Regions from separate parts of the Mus musculus genome. Here region 2 is linked to region 1. Evidence: chromatin loops called from intact Hi-C (ENCODE). Cell type or tissue: left cerebral cortex. All regions are shown on one strand. Links, peaks and the distances in the headings refer to the core of each region. The heading gives the core; the rest is flanking DNA. Region 1 overlaps Col23a1 (collagen, type XXIII, alpha 1). Region 2 overlaps Col23a1 (collagen, type XXIII, alpha 1).

Region 1 (8,334 bases), core at 196-8,195:
TTTTGGCACTTTTGGATCATGTGTTGTTTGCTGTGTACTGCCTTCTGGGGTTTACTGTTTCTCTTGGATATGATCTCAGGCTTATATCATGTCATATCATATCATATAGAGCTAGTGCTGCCTCATCTTGGTTTAATGACAGGATCCTGTCACAGGGTTGAGATGCCCTGAGTTGTACTCAGCTCATTTCCCCTGTAGGACATGAGAGGTTTTTTTTTTGTTTGTTTTGTTTTTTTTTTTGTTTTTTTTTTGTTTTTTTTCTCATCCTGTGTCTTTATAGAGTCTATAGGGTCTACAATATGCACCAAACTGCATCCATCCTGTGATGGAGAAATGAAAGCCTGCATATAACCTTGTTGTCTGACTCTGGCTTTGTCTGAACCTCTTCCTGAGTCAGGAGTTGCTTCACACTTGGGTTATGGTTGGGATGGAAGGACATATGCCTTCTGTTTGTGGAGAAACTGACCAGGTTGACAATGAAGTGTGCTCTGTGGGACTCGGCCTGCATTGGGCTAAGAATAGCCATGATGTAGTGTTTCTCCCATGGGATACCTCAGGGCCAGCACCTTAAAGCCTGAGAGGACTGGGTTCAAATCTTGACCCTTCATGGCTCACCTTATGGGTCCTGGAAACAGCGTCCTCCTTGGTTTGTTGGCTGCTTGTTTGGCATGAGAACATTAATAACTTCTGACCATCCTTTGTGAATAATGCAACACTGGAAACATATCAAGCCCATAGCTAAAGTGCAGGGCTCAGAAATGGACCTGGTTTCAGGAGCCCCTGAGCTTAGGGACTGTCCCCATCACTCACCTTCTGTCTCTGTCCTTCTCAGGCTGCCTTTCCTCGGGGTGCTTGCTCTGTAGGAAGGTGACTGCCAATAGCTGTGGCTAAGCCAATCCTGATTAGCACCACCCCAGATAAGCACTGTCCTTCCTCACCAGCCCCTATGACTGGAGACCGGGAGGTATTGAGGGCTAAACTGTGAGAACTCTTCAATTCATACCTGAAATCTTAACCCTTCCCTGTGCCTCAGCATGAGATGATCTTCAGAGAGTGGTACTTAAGGTGAAAGGAGGCCAGGAAGAGATTTGGAGAACATATGCATGTACACACACACACACTCATTTGCACTCATGCACATACATGCACATGCATGCACACGCACATGCATATAGGTACACACATATATATGCATGCACACGCATGCATACACGAATATGCACACACAGACACTGTGTATACACACACACACACGCAGATAGGTGCGTGCATATACATACTCAGGGACACATGTGCACATCTATACACAGGTATATACACATGAACACAGGTGCACACATGCATATACATACACATACACACACATGCAGCTATGAGGGAGAGTTGACTACTAGAAACATGGTTTGGGGGACAGTAGCTACCCCAGGAAGATCAGAGTTCTGTTCCCAGAACAAGAGAAAATTCACACATCTAGGTAAACAGTAGATGACCCGTTAGGCTTGTACCAGGGACAGATGGCTAGATGGTTCTTATTGTGACAGTAGACAGATTCTGGGTTTGGCCAAAGACCGGCTCTACTTCAGGCACCCAAGGACTTTGTTTGCCCTCTTTAAATTTGCTATGTAGTAGATGCTGGCCTTCTTGCCTCTGCTTCTGAGTTCTAGTACTATAGGTGTGCAGTGCCCAGGACTTGCTTCAGTCTTTCATTTGTAAACAGGGTACTTACTTCGTGGGATTATGTCAAGATCGAATGTATGAGTGAACACCTAGCAAAGGTTCCCCTCCACATCTCAAGAGGAAGCTCTTGATTGTCATGAGCTCAGATCCATGTGGTCACCCAGGTATGGAGAGGGGAGAGAAGGTGCAGACATTGCCTGGGAATGCTCTGGAAGGAGAGAACAAAGGGCTGGTGAGTTACACCAGCATGCTCTCCTGGGCTGGTCAGTTATACCTTCGTGCTTTCCTGGGATATGGGTGAGAAAATACCGGTGACCGAGGAGTAAGAGAAACAGACAGGAAATCACAAGGCTGGAAACCATTCAATCAGATGCTACCAGAATCCGGAAACCCTGAGCACAGCCTGTCACTTCTGTCCCTTCAGGCTTGTTTCTAATTAGACTCCACCTGCCTTGAGCAGTCTCAGGAACTTTCTGGAAAAGTGGTAATCTTCGCCATTGTCTTTTTGTGCCCTTCTGCATTGCTGTGTGGTATTGCAGGGATGCTGCGTGTGGCCTCCAGATGGTGTGTGCTGGACTTACCTCATGGGGGATTGGCGGGGCGGGATGGTAAGCCATTTCCAGAAAGGAACAAATGTGTACGTGAGAGGTAGAAATTCCCCACTCGTGTGGAAGTCCTTTCTTTAAACACCAAGCATGGTGTGGACATGACATGAGCTGATGAGAGTGGCTGTAATTTGTGGAGAGTGTTACTAAGCAGAACGCTCTGAGCGGTAAAGCCACTGGTGGTCGGGTTTTCGCTCCATTGGTGTAGAGTAAGAATGAGCTTAGGGAAGAGAGCTTGCGCTCTTCAAACAAGAAATTATGTTCATTTGACACATTTTTGAAATTGTATATGTATGATATATATACATATATATATACATATACACACATATATATACACACACACACACACACACATATATATATATATGCATATATATATATATATATATATATATATATATATATATATATTCCCCCAGGAGTGGTAAATCCCAGCTGACTTGATATTGTGGAAAGGTTGAGTGTCTGTAAAGGTGTTATCTAAACTAACCACAGCAGACAGAGCTGAAGGCAATCTTCGGGTCTGATCTATCTTCCTCCCTCCTTCCTCCCCTCTCTCCCTCTCTCTCCCCCCCATCTTTCCTTCCTCCCTCCTCTTATCTCCCCCTCCCCCATCTCCCCCTCCCTCTTCCCCCTCTTTCTTCCTTCCTTTCTTCCTTCCTTTCTCTCTCTCTCTCTCTCTCTCTCTCTCTCTCTCTCTCTCTCTCTCTCTCTCTCTGTCTCTTTCTTTCTTTCTTTCCTTCCTTCTTTTCAGTGCTAGAAGTTAAACCTGGGGCCTCACACGTGCTAGGAGAGCATCCCATAGCCGGGTTTTACAGCTGCTGAACTCTTTTCAAGACAGGGCCTCCTGGTTTAATCCTGGCTCAACCTGACTTTGCAGGCCTCTTGCCTCAGCTTCTCCAGTGCTGGGGTTATGGGGTGAGCAACCGTGCCCGGCAGTCATTTTTAATTTTTTTTCTGAGCTGGGGATTGAACCCAGGGCCTTGTGAGTGCTGAGTAGGCAATCTGACTCTGAGCTTCCCCCAGCCCTTTAAATTAGCTCCCCCTCCCTCCTCTCTGCAGTGATGCTGAGGATAGAACCTAGGACCTTGTATATGCTAGACAAGCACTTCAACCCTGAGCTGGGCTCTTATCCCTCATGTGTGTGCGCATGGGCGTGTGCCAGAACTCTCTGGAGAACGATGTCATCGCATTTCCCACACTCTTCTGTGCACAGATGTCAGTCCGTTTGGTTATTTGTTCATTTACTCACATGTCCAGTCCTAGTTAGGGTGACATATAAGACCGTTAGGGTCCGCTGCAAACCCATCCTTAGAAGAAGATGCTTCAAGTTGTAGAATCAATCAATTAAAAAAAAACGGAGTAAACTTGTGTAGTACAAAGAAAAGTCCTACAAAAGTTAAAAGGAGACATTGCTGAGGCTAGAGGATCTATACAGACAGGTTGGTTTGCAGAGAGCAGAATCCTTCACTGGGGAGGTAGGAGCTGGGTAGAGTTTTGAAGACTGGTTGGCATGTTAACCAGCTTGCATAGGGTCACAGGGCCTTGAGGCCTGACATCCTGAGCAAGATAAAAGGGAAGCATGAAGTTTAAACTCTTGTTGAAAGGCAGCTGTGGGGATTAAGATGAGCTGAGGGCTAGCAAGGAGTGGGGCTGTGTGCTGTGGGATGCACCATGGAGTGTCTGAGTAGAGTTTATTTCAAGAGGGGGACCCTAGAAGTGGCAGGAGGGCAGACTGGAATTGCAGATCTGGATGCATCACAGAGGCCCCTAAGAGGGTGCTCAGGGGAGGCACTGTCTCTGTTTGATCATGGTCACATCCTCTGAACCTAGAGTGGTGCCTGATTTGTGGAGAAGCACTGAGAAACATGTGGCAATGGCCTTTCCTGGGAAGAGGTCCTGAGGAGGTGAAGGAGGGCCCTGGGTACTGATGGGGAGAAGAGCTGCAGAGACACCAGGACCCGTGGTAAAGAGTCACAAACATGGTACCGGTAGGGGAGCAGACGGAGATCACAGGAGCTGCAAGGCCTGGGGCAGGGAGGGGGTGGGGGTGGAAGTTGCCCTAACCTGAAACAGGACTGGATTCAGGAGATGTGGTGAGCATAGTTTGGGGCTGTGGTTTTACAAACCAATTGGTAGATTCACTGACGAGTGGAAAATGCTAATTAGAAGTCTTCTCTCCCGATGTCATCTAGCCACTCCGAGTCTATTAATTATCGAATGTGCCCAGCACCATAAAGATCTTGAAATGCAACTAGAGTCTGACCTTTGGGATTTGGAGCTTTTCTCGTGACCACCAGAGGGAGCCCATTTATTTCATTAAATTCTGTAGAATTCTAACAGAATTAAAAAACAAAAACAAAACAAACAAACAAACAAAAACCAAACCCTTGGGTCAATGAGTCAAGAGGCTTGCAAACTCAAGGCCAGCTTGGGCTACCGAGAGAGTGCAAAGGTAGCCAGGGCAGCTTTATGAGATCTTTAAACAACAGAACAAATTTAAAAGAGCTGGGGATACAGCCCTGTTGTAAAGTGCTTGTCAGCATGTTGGGGGCCTAGGAATGTCCAGCACTATAGGCACACACACACACACACACACACACACACACACACACACACACACATCACAGAATAAGGAAAACTAGACACATAAGAGGAGAATGGAGAAAAATATGATATGCGCCCCCCTAGAAGAAAATCTAAGGGTGCCATTTTCCTATGATGCATCTATTTACAGAGTACTCAACACTACCTTGAAAGCATGGTTAACAGTAAGATGAACAGAAGAAATGCCAGAAATGGCAAACATGGAGAAGTCTGGGCTATCAAGGACTTAGTTAGCAACCTAGGCCATCTAGCACGCCCCTTGTTGTCACGGGGATGTCTAGGGACTGCGACTTGCTGTGCTTACTAAATATCAAGAGAGGGACATATTGCACAAAACTAAAGTGAAATTTGGAGAGGGGGGTGAGACAGAATCTTACTCTGTAGCCTTCGCTAGCCTGGAATTCTCTCTATAGATCAGGTTGGCTTCAAATTCAGATGTTTCTCTGCCTCTGCCTCTGCCTCTGCCTCTGCCTCTGCCTCTGCCTCTGCCTCTGCCTCTGCCTCTGCCTCTGCCTCTGCCTCTGCCTCTGCCTCTGCCTCTGCCTCTGCCTCTGCCTCTGCCTCTGCCTCTGCCTCTGCCTCTGCCTCTGCCTCTGCCTCTGCCTCTGCCTCTGCCTCTGCCTCTGCCTCTGCCTCTGCCTCTGCCTCCTGAGGGCTGGGCATACCACCAAGCCCAGCTTAATTAAAAGGTTGATGGACTTTTTAACACACACGGCTTTGGAATCATTCTAAAGCTGAATGCTGAGTTACAGTTAAGTTGAGGACTACAGCCATGAAGAGGGGAAGAGATTTACCTTAAAGTCTCCATATGGCCAGGAGGTCAATCAGGGAGACCTATGTGTGGGCCATGTGTCTGAATCATGGGGGAAAGCAGGGTCTTCAGTTCCCACTCGGGCTGGAGAGCACAAAAATTCACATTCTGGTTTGAGACCAAAGACATATATACAGAACCTATATTACAGAACCAAACGCTGGTGATATTCATAAAGTATGGAGGTATTCTTCCCGAACGTTCTCTCTTGCTTGGCCCTTTGGTTCTATTTACAGTTTGACAGAAGATCCACCCGCGTGTAGAGAGCAATCTGGGTTCCTGAAGTCAACCAATTGAAACCTTACTCTCACCCAAAGGTGACTTCCCAGGCCCCTGCAGAGTAATGCTTGCCTGCATGTGTGGCTATTGCGGCCCAGTGAGTTCACACTTGACTCAGCATCTCGCTTCCCACTCCTTACCTCATGGCTCCTGTTCCACCCTGCTGGAACTCTCACTTTCTCTCACCCATAAGTTCCTTTTTCCTGCCCTCCAGGCATCCACTGAGCCCTTCCTGGCTATGCCATCCTTACCTCTGGCAGCCACCCAAGGCCTTCCCCTGGCTGTGCGGGAGGAAGTCTCGGGTTTAATAGGGTTCGGTGACTTCCCTCTTTACTGTCGAGTACAAACAAGGTCCTTATCTCCAGACTTCTCAATCTATTTCCTGACCTGTCCTGGAGCCCATCCCTCAGATCATAACTTCTTCCCGTGTCCTTCTGCATTACTCAGGTTCTCCATCATCATCCATGAGCCTGGAACCTTCTTGGCATTCCTTTGTGTTCTTTGTGACATGACTCACAATATCGGAGATGAAAGAATGACTGGAAGATGGTTAGAAAAATCGGGAATGTATACACAGAGCAGAATTCTATTCAGTCATTAAAAAGGACAGGATCCTGTGATTTGTGGCAACATGGATACACCCAGCCAGCCAAGAAACATAGTCTGGCTACAGAAGGACAAGTTCCTTGTGGTCTCAACTCATATGGTATCTTAAAAGGCTAATCTTACAAAAGTAGAGAGGGAGAGAGAGGAGAGATTGGCCCCAGATACCAAGTTGCATTTGGGCAGGAGGGATCAGGTCTGGCCATGCTTTGCACGGTAGGATGATTGCCATTGGCAGGAACTTAGTCCCTCTTTCAAAACAGAGGATTTTGAACAATGAAAGAAGTGACACTGAATGTGCCAAGTATTCTAGGTTGCTCTTGGTTACTCAGTGTGTGCATGCATCCAAATATCATGAATGTCTATGCACCCACTAAAAGTGAACTCTGTGGACTAGAGGGAGGGGTCATCAGTTAAGAGCACATCCTCTTGCAGAGGTTTGGGTCCCAGAGCCCACATCAGGCCTGTGCATTCGTTCAGTACCTGTTCCTAGCTGCCTGAATGCAGCAGAGATTGGCACTCCATTGGCCCAGGCACTTCTGCATATAACTCTAGCTCCAGGAAATACCATGCCCTCCTCTAGCCTCCACAGCACGTGAATACATACCCACATACTCACACATATATTTTAAATCTTAAAAAAACATTTTAAAGTCTCTCCCCTCTCCTTACCGAGGAATCTGGATCCATTCCCTAAACACAGCTTGATCCCATTCCCTGAGATGTTTCTTCTTTTTTTCAGAAGAATCAGTTGCTCCTGATTCCTTGACCACCCCCACCCCAACACTTTGGGTACCCCTTACCCACAGCACCTGTGAGCCGACAATGGAGTGGGAGTGCCATTTCTATTGTCTGTGGCTACTTCTGCTCTGTGATCACTCAAAGGCAGGGTCAGGCCTGGAGGAAGGGCAGCTCAGCTCTCACTACTGTACACATGGGCTTCAGTTGATTTTATAAATGTGTTTATGTGATTTGTGAAGTGACAGAGACATGTCTCATAGGGATTGTTGCAAAGAAGAGGCAGTAAAAAGTCTATAAATAAGCTGCTGTGGCCGATACTGTTCTAGGCTTTCCACGCCATCCAGCAGTGTGGAACATGCCATCAGTGGGCACTCTGTCCACACCCATGGCCAGTCAACCCTCCTCTGGTGTCTAATCTTCATCCTGACTCTTTATCATGCTTTCAGCACATAGTAATTTTTGTTCTTGCTCATCTGAGATGTCACTCAGGCCAAGCTTGGCTCTACTGACTTCTGAGTTTGCCCCAGGGGCCAATGATTGGAAAATCACTTGCTCTTTTTTTTTTTTTTTTTTTTTTTTGGTGGCGCTGGCCAGGGTCCCTAAGCAATGAATCACATCCGGTTGGACTCCTTGCCACTCTCTGATGCGGAAATGTAATCCCTGTGGGGAAACGTTTAGATCTCCTTCCCCAAAATGCCTACTGTGCCCTTCATCACTCACGTGGTCTGTGCATTCATTCTGTCCCCGTTCCTAGCTGCCTGAGTGGAGCAGAGACTGGAGCTCCGTTGGCCCCGGCACTCCTGCATGGATGCATCCTACTATATTGCAGATTAGAATGTGCCTATCATAGCCACATACTAAGTGTTGGCCATCAGCCTGTGGTGCCATGGGTGGTAAAACCTTTAGGAGGTGAACTTTTAGGAGGTGAAACCTTTAGAAAGGAAGTGAGATCATCATGGGGTGGAGGGGGCGTTCTTGTTGCCCTTTGCTCCCCACCCACCATGAGAT
Region 2 (8,334 bases), core at 46-8,045, 120 kb after region 1:
TGTACATTGTTGAGAGACTGGCTCTTGTTTAATTCCTTTGCCTCATGTAACCCCCAGATGCCACCAGGCTAGTCTCCTTCCTATTACTGTAACAAACACCATGACCAAAAGCAACTCAGGGAGGAGAGGTTTATTTGGCTTACACTTCCACATCATGGTCTATCGCAGAGAGAAGTCAGAACAGCAATTCAAGACCGGAAACTGGAGGCAGAAGCTGAAGCAGAGGCCATGAAGGGGTGGGGACTGCTAAGGATTGCACCACCTACAGTGGCCTGGGCCCTCCCACATCTCTGATCATTAGTCCCACAGCCCACAGACTTGCCTATAGGCTAATCCTATGTAGGTACTTTATCAATTGAAGTTCCCTGATAACCTTAGTCTATACCAAGTTGAGAAAAAAAATCTGACCAGCACAGCCATAGTGACAGGCAGAGGAGACCACCACCTTGTTTATTCTCAGATTTTCCTGTCCCCACGGACACCCTTGTTAGTACTTTATGGGAGAGAATTGGAGGTCCAGGTCCCTGCCCCAGGACTCCTCCAGGACCACTCCGGGTGCCTCATGACTGCCCCCATGTGGCCTCTATGGACTCTCCTGTGTTTCTGAGTTCCCTGTGGACGCCTACTTCTGGGTTTATAGAGGGGAGTGTAGTCGGCTGTCTGTGCTTTCCTCAGATCTTACTATGCATGAGAAGCAATCCCCATGGGTGGCAAGAGTCAGTCTTCACAGGCAGGAATTCCAGCTGTTCTTGCAACAGGAGAGGGGGAAAATGCCCAAGCAGCCTCCTCCAGCCTCCTGTCGAGGGGCTGAGATAACTGGAGCCCTTGAGCACGGTTTAAATGTCCAGATTGGGCTGGTCTTCATGCATTTGGCTTTTTTAAAAGAACTCTTCCTCTGTAACACTCAATCCTCCTGTCTCAGCTTCCCAAGTGCTGGCATTACAGGTGTGGCCCACCACGCCTGCTTTTCCTTAGACTTTCTCAGAATTATCAAAACTATTTAAACTCTTTTGTTTGTATTCTGTAGGTAAATGCCAGTGTGTGTGTGTGTGTGTGTGTGTGTGTGTGTGTGCGTGTGCGTGTGCGTGTGTGTGTGTGTGTGTGTTTAAGTGAAGAACACATAGGTGTGTTTGTGGGAATCTCAACAAATCATAGATGAATTTAGCATCACTTCTTGTGAAGAGCATGGTGCCTGATGGGGCTGGCCGGCCTGGGAGGCAGGCCCTGCCTGGCACATGGTAGGTTCTTCGAGAAATCTCTGTGATGTCTCTAGCCCTGACTGGTCAACACAGGGAGCCCTGGATGCAGGATACCCAAGCTGCGCCCCACCATCTTTGCTGATCTACCCCCACCAAATTTAAGAGCAGGTGTCTGGAATTTCTTTCACAAACCTGACTAGTTGTTGTTGGTTTTGTTGTTTTTAGTTTTCTTTTAATTGGCCCAGTGGCTCAGAATACTTGCTGCTCTTGCAGAGGACCCGGATTCCGTTCCCAGCATACACATGATGGCTCACAACCATCCATAGTCTCAATTACAGGGTAACTGATGCCCTCTTCTGACCTCCACCGACACCAGCCACATACATGATACATGTATATATACATGCCGGCAAAACACTCATGCACATGAAATAAATAAATCTTTTATTAAAAAAAAGTCTTAATATGGATTTTTGTTATTTTTTAATTATGTGTATATGTGTGTCTGTGTGTGGGTAGAGCTTGTGCCCAAGAAAGCCAAAGTACAGAAGAGGGCACTGGATCCCCTGGAACTGAAGCTATTATTGTTGGTTGTGAGCCACCTGGCATAGGGAACCAAACTCAAGTCAAAGTACATAATCTATTTGAATGAAAATTTCGTCATGAAACCCACGAATATGTACAAGAATGTACATGAATTCAAGTACAAGATAGTAAATCAGAAAGAGCCTGGGGCTGGAGAGATGGCCAGTGGTGAAGCGCTGCCTGCTCTTGCAGGACACCCTATTTGCGGCTCTCCAGCCCTCAGAAGCCTGTCTTGTTGGCTCTTACCATAAACTGCAGGCATTACAGTTTGTAGGCATGGTGCTGGCCCATGCATCTGTCCCAGCCTGGGTTGCCCAAGAAGGCTGGCAGGCGCCTTCAGCTCCGACCCATGGGGTCTTACAGAAGCCTCTGTTGTTTTATGTTTTAGCCTCCCATTGTCTTCTTTAGAAAACTCTTGCAGATGTCAGCACAGTTGGGGCACGGGGCCATGGCTTCAAACAATAGCTTTGCATCTGCAAGACAGCCCACAGGCCACTGGGGGCTGAGCCTTTAGACATGGGAGGCTTCAACCCTTTCCTCTGGCAAACAGGCCTAATGCTTCGGTCTTTTGTCTGGAAGTAACATACCTACACTGTGAGCCCCTGCCCTGTAACAGAGGTCCTGGAGACCAGGCTGCAGGGCCATTGCTTCTCACAGGCTAAGTGCGGCCGACTGTCAAACAGCAAGAGTAGTGCCATCGATAGGCGCCAGCTTCAACAATCAAACAATGCATCTAAAGGTCTCCAGGGAGGAAAAAAGGAAGCAGTGTAGGTGTCGCCCCTGAGTGTGTGGAGGGGACTGGCCCTAAGCACCCCACTTTTAACAAAATCTAGGTCCCTTCTCTAAAGTGACCATAGTCCAGTAGATGGCTCAACAGGTAAAGGTGCTTGCCATACAAGCCTGATGATGTAATTTTGGTCCTTGGTACTGATGGAGGAAGCAGCAGACCCAACACACAAACAATAATGTCAAATATAAGATGTCATAGTATCTACATAGAATCTACACACACCCCTGGATACTATGAGCCATTTCTGCATGAAACGCATGCAAAGCCGGGTAGTCAGAATAAGAAATGTCCCCCGCAGACTTCTGTGTTTAAACAATTGGTTCAGATTATCCTATTGTATTGTGAGTGGTGTGGGTATGTGAGGGGGAGGGGTACACATAGTTGTGCATGTGTGCAGAGGCCAGAGGACAACTTTGTTTTTGTGAGACAAGTTCCCCGACTGACCTAGAACTCACCAGGTAGACCAGGCTAGCTACCCAGAAAGCCACAGGATCCTCTTCTGTCTGCCTTCCCAACACTGGGTCTACAACCCCATGCCATCTCACCAGTTTTTTTTTATGTGGGTTCTAGAGACTGAACTCGGATCCTTTTATTATTGAGTGTGAGTTTTCCGTACCAGACTGAAACCAAGAGCCTCAGCAAAGTTTCCCTGCTCTTGGTCACTTGTCTCGGGTATTCAGCTGCTGCTATGGTAGAGGAGAGTTCCAGCATGGAACATTCGAGAGATGGAATGGAGGAGGGAGAGGGGACAGGAGAAAACGCAGCACATATGACACTGTGAGCAGTTCTCAATGAGCTGTGCCAAGGTAGCGAAGAAAGCTATGCCAACTGAAGAGCAGCTGTAATCTCGTTGCTACTGCTTAACGGCATCCCTAAGAGGCAAAACCATGGCAACAGAGGTAAAAACAAACTCTTAGGCAGATCGCTATACACCAGAATTCATAAAATCATGACTCCCCATTAGCCACCAAAAGATGGGTGCCACCAAAGTGTCCAATAAACTGCTGAGATACGAGCTGATACACACAGTGGTGTAATATGCAGCCTTTAAAAGAAAGGGAATTCTGGTTCGTGCTTGTTTGGTAATTTTTCCATAGCTGGGATAAAATATCATGACCAAAAGCAACTGACAGAGTTTATTGGCTTATGGTCCCATAATGGCATAGCAGTAGGCAGCCAGAGCCGGAAGCTGAGAGCTCACATTTCCACCCACACACAGGAAGCAGACAGGAAGGAGGATGAGGCTCTGAACTCTCAAAGCATGCTTCCCGTGACACACTTCCCCCAGGAAGGCTGCAGCACCTCGCCAAAGCGTGCCACCAGTCAAGGACCAAGTAGTCCAATACAGGAACCTGTGTGGGACATTTCTCATTCAAACCACCAGATAGCATAGCATAGATGTACCCTGGAGATACGCCATGTGAGACACGCCAGAAAGGAAAGAAACAGAAGATATCGTGTGTGAGAGAGGGATGCTGGTACTCTGAAGATTCACAGAGATACAAGTCAAATAGATGTTGTCGGCAGTGGGGGATGAAGGGTAGTTACACTTTAATGGGTACAGTTTTTCTTTATGATAATGGGCAGGTTCTGGGAAGAAACAGTGGTGGTAGCTGCAAAGATTATAAATATATTTAATTTCACTCAGTTGTGGACTTAAAAACTGTGAGACTAGGCATGGTGGTTCATGTCTGTAATCATAGCAACACAGACTGCCTCAGGGGGGATCATTTTGGGTTCAAAGGCAGCCTGGGCTGTATAGTGTTTCAGGATAGACTGAACTAAAACTTGAGACCTGTCTGAAAACAAACAGAAACAGGTGTGGTGGCATACACCTACAATCTCAGCATGTAGGAGGGCGAGGCAGAAGGATCGCCCATGAGTTCAAGGCCATTCTGGTCTACACAGGGTAACCGGGTTATCATAACAAGGCCCTGCCTCAAGGAAGAGGAGGTGTTAAAATAGTAAATTTTATTTTGTTAAGGGGTGAAGGTCAGAGGACAGCATGTAGGAGTCAGCTCTGTCCTCCCACCATGTGGGCCCTGGGGATCGAACTCACGTTGTCAGGTTTAGCAGCAAGCACCTTTACTTGCTAAGCCGTGTTTCAAGTCCTATGTTACATATATTTCTCCACTGTTTTTAAAAAACTGTAAGGACATCCAGGTGGAGTCCCAGTCCTGAGAGGAGGCAGTAGACATACAGTACCATCCCTAACCAAGGAACTATCTGCAACTGATACCCACTGGCAAAGGAGACTTCTCCCGCAGAGTGATTAGCAGTGGGCATGTCGCCCACACTCCAGGACAGTCCGTATGCCCAAAAGTATTTGGCCAACTCAACATGAACTCCGTGAGGTTTTATTTTGATGTGGACTTTTTCTCTCATTTTGTTTTCTCTGGGCATTTTTGTGTGCATGTTATTGGTCTTTTGCTTGTTTTGATTTTCATTTTTGTGGGGTTTTGTTTATTTTTTTTCTTGAATGAGAAAAAAGAGAATGTAAAGTTGGGTTTAGAGAGGAGGGAAAGTTCTGGGAGGAGTTGGGGGAGGGAAAAAGACAATGACCATAACATATTGTATGGAAATTTTTTTAGTAAAAACCATAAGAAGGGACAACAAACCTGTGGCTGGCATAGATCATAGGAGAGTGACAGAGAATGGCAAGGGAATTAATTAGTTAGTTAATTAATTAATTGATTATGGAATGATGCTATCTTAACTTAGCATATGGTCGCATGCTTGTTCACTGATCTAAACGAGTGAACGGTACACCAGGAAGAGCAGATCTGACACCGTGCAAATTTCAAAGATAAACTTTTGCAAAGAGGCACTCCAGCTGCGCTCTGACTGTGCTCACTGGGTCACTCATCTTGCCAGCAAATATTTATTAACCCCACCTGCACACTAGGCCCAGTGCCAGGAGCCCCATCCCCAGGGAGTCCCAGGGGTGGACACAGGGTACATCCTCACATTGATGAGCCAGAAGAAATGAAAACCATGTGCCTGCAGTTAGAATTGAGATAAAAATCATGTCAGTAAGTTTTCCCTCAGAGGCTGCCTCCGACATCCAGTGGCTCTAGGTGCTTTCAGACCCGTCAAGTCCTTTTTAGTTGGATGTGTTTGCACAGTGTTGCCCGCCCCTGCCTTCTCCGGCCTGCCTCCCTCCCTCTTGGATGCTTTGGGTTTCAGTGAAGTGTTGGTTTGCCTGTTTGTTTTGGTACACCACCTCCTCCTTTAGCAGGAGTGGTTTAAAATTTCAAAAGCATCTCACATTTGGGAAGCTTTAGGTGTGCCACCTCTGCCTCCCTCAGCACAGAAACTCAGGGTCTCATCCCTCCAGGCCTCCATATACAACTTCTGCCCACTGCTTCTTCTCCACGATCCCTTTCAAGGGCACGGCTCCCATCACCTCAGGACTGCCCACTCACTAAGCCTCTCTTTAAGATCTTTGTTTTTATTCATGCCTATGTGTATATGTCTGTGCACATGTGTGCATGTGCCCACGGAGGCCAGGAAAAGGTGTCAGATGCCCTAGCGCTGGAGTTACATGTTAGAAGTCACCTGGTGTGAAGCTAAGAGCTGAACTCAGGTCCTCTGGAAGAGCAGTAAGTGCTCTTAACCACTGAACCATCTCTCCAGACCCAAGACCTCCACCTCTTAGGCTTTTGTACCATCACTCCCCAAGGTGCAGCCCTAAAGACTTAATACATGGCAAGGTGTGTCACTGCCATGAGAAATAGTCCTCCCAAACATTAGGAGAATTGATAGCGGCCACCCAGAGCCTGCCTGGCCAGGACAGTGGCCTGATGACTAGGGACAGACATGGCTAATAACGGAGCATGGGAGGTTAACAGAGCTGTCACTGTTTCTCTGTCGAGATGACCCTGTCTTGTTATGAAGCCTCGAGCTTCATAACCGAGTTGTTGTGTCCCCAGCTCAGAAGGTGGTTTTGCTCTGAGCACCCTGACTCTGCAGAACTGGATCACAGCCTGTTTCTTAGACCAAGAGACGCCCTTGGCTCCTAAGGAAAGCCAACAATGGTAGCCTGCATAGGGATGGCTGCTCTCAGGCCTCAGCTCCTCACCAAGCTGGCATCTTACAATTATACGTAAGAGGCAAAAAGGAATAAGTTGGCTAGCAAAATGGCACCGTAGTAAAGGCACTTGTAGAGCAAGCCTGGCAACCAATGTGTCTAATCCCCAGCATCCTTGTACCGGTGGGAGGAGGGAGACAACTCTGTAAAAGCTGAACTCAGACTTTCATGCACATACCATGGAATATGCAGGTCATTTGCACACTCACACACAAATAATGACGTAAATTTAAAAGGAGGGCCGGAGGTCCAGTGTACACAGAGCTTAGGACAAGAGGGCAGGACAGTGGCATCTGCTGAATGTTCCTTTATTCCGGGCACTTTGGTTGCTGTTTGATTGCCACAACTGCCCCAAGACTGGAGATTCCCAGTGTCATTTTCCAGGGAACTCTGAGTTTCCAGCTACTGTCACTTCCTGGGGTTCTGTCTTACAAGCAGCCAGGCCTGGGCTGGAAGGCATTGGACCTTGAGGAGCCCCTTAGTCTCCTGCTGGCACAGAACTCTCTCCACCCCTTCCTGGATTCTATGTGCACAGCCTGGCTCTGTGCAGCGTAACAAGGTACCCATGCCATCCGGGACAGACTGTCTCCCAGGAAGCCACCCCTCGTATGACAGGTGGCCTTCAACACTGAATCTCTGACATTTGCTCCACAGAGCCCAGGGAAGCCACGGATGCTCAGCTGTTCTGCACCTTTGAACTCCATGCCAATCTACCCCACCCCGGGCTGGAGGCCAGGGTGCCAAGCAGCGACTGCAGGGAGCCTCGCCGAGCATGGGCGTTTGGAGCTGGGGTGGCTTACAGAAACTTTAGCTCTATCACTCCCTCAGCCCTTGACTAAGACCCTAGCCAAGTCATTTGGGTCCACTGTGTCCAGTTTGTAATCTCAAGAGTGATTTCATGACTCTGGATCTCAGTTTCCCCCATGACAACAAGAAGCCTGCCCTCCGTGTTGGGATGGCCACAGGAGCCAGGCAGCGGGGCTTGTAATTTATAGCTTGGACACACATATATACACTTAAATTAAAAAAAAAACAAAAAAAAACAAAAAAAAAACTTTTTTTAAGAATAGAGAAAGATACATTCATGTTTTTTACTGGTGTCCAGAGTGGTGCTGGGAACTGCATCAGGCATCATGGGTAGACCAGACCATGGTGGCTTTGGGAATGATGAACAAATGAATTTATAAATGAATAAAAGAAATCAATACCATGGCTACAGTTGCATGAGTTTGAGCACCTTGAGAATGGCTAAAAGAAGGTTCCTGGGAGCCCACCTCTACCTCCACAGTCCGTAAGAGAAGAGCAAGTGTCCTCCAGCTATGGTGGCTCCAGGTTGAGGGCTTGTAGTTGACAGGTTCTGTGCCAAGCTCTGAGTTAGGCACTCATGCCTGGGGGAAATCCCACACAGCGTCTGCCTCATGGAGCCTCGCACACATACAGAGCCTGTGCTTTGCCTGTGTCAGAGCCCTGGGCTGCCTTCCTACCTGGTACAGACAGAGAAATTACCTGAATCCTTGTCTCAGTCTGTTTACTGTTGCTATAACAAAATACCCAAGAGTGGATAATTTATGGTCTGCATAGCTCACAGCTCTAGAGGGTGGAAAAATGCTAACAAAAGCAGCCAATCAGCAGCCCAACACAAAACTATTCATTTAAAGCATTATAAAATA

The links. A loop is a pair of places that touch in the nucleus more often than their neighbours do. Peaks named below come from ENCODE experiments on the same cell type or tissue, not always from the same donor. Only the 100,000 strongest peaks of a DNase experiment are listed, where the experiment ranks them.
Region 2: it touches region 1 in a loop (1.9-fold over the local background); 12 of 42 quality-filtered maps call a loop at or near these places.

What each region holds. Positions count from the first base shown.
Region 1 is chr11:51,322,531-51,330,864 of GRCm38, forward strand. The region is part of intron 2 of Col23a1 (collagen, type XXIII, alpha 1); the gene reads left to right. Among named protein-coding and RNA genes, the nearest start is that of Col23a1, 37 kb to the left of the region's middle. In left cerebral cortex, for the core only: a CTCF peak has its summit at 4,576 (motif pointing right); a DNase peak (open chromatin) is centred at 6,175.
Region 2 is chr11:51,446,636-51,454,969 of GRCm38, forward strand. The region is part of intron 2 of Col23a1 (collagen, type XXIII, alpha 1); the gene reads left to right. Among named protein-coding and RNA genes, the nearest start is that of Phykpl, 130 kb to the right of the region's middle. In left cerebral cortex, for the core only: a CTCF peak has its summit at 578 (motif pointing left); DNase peaks (open chromatin) are centred at 579, 3,465 and 3,768.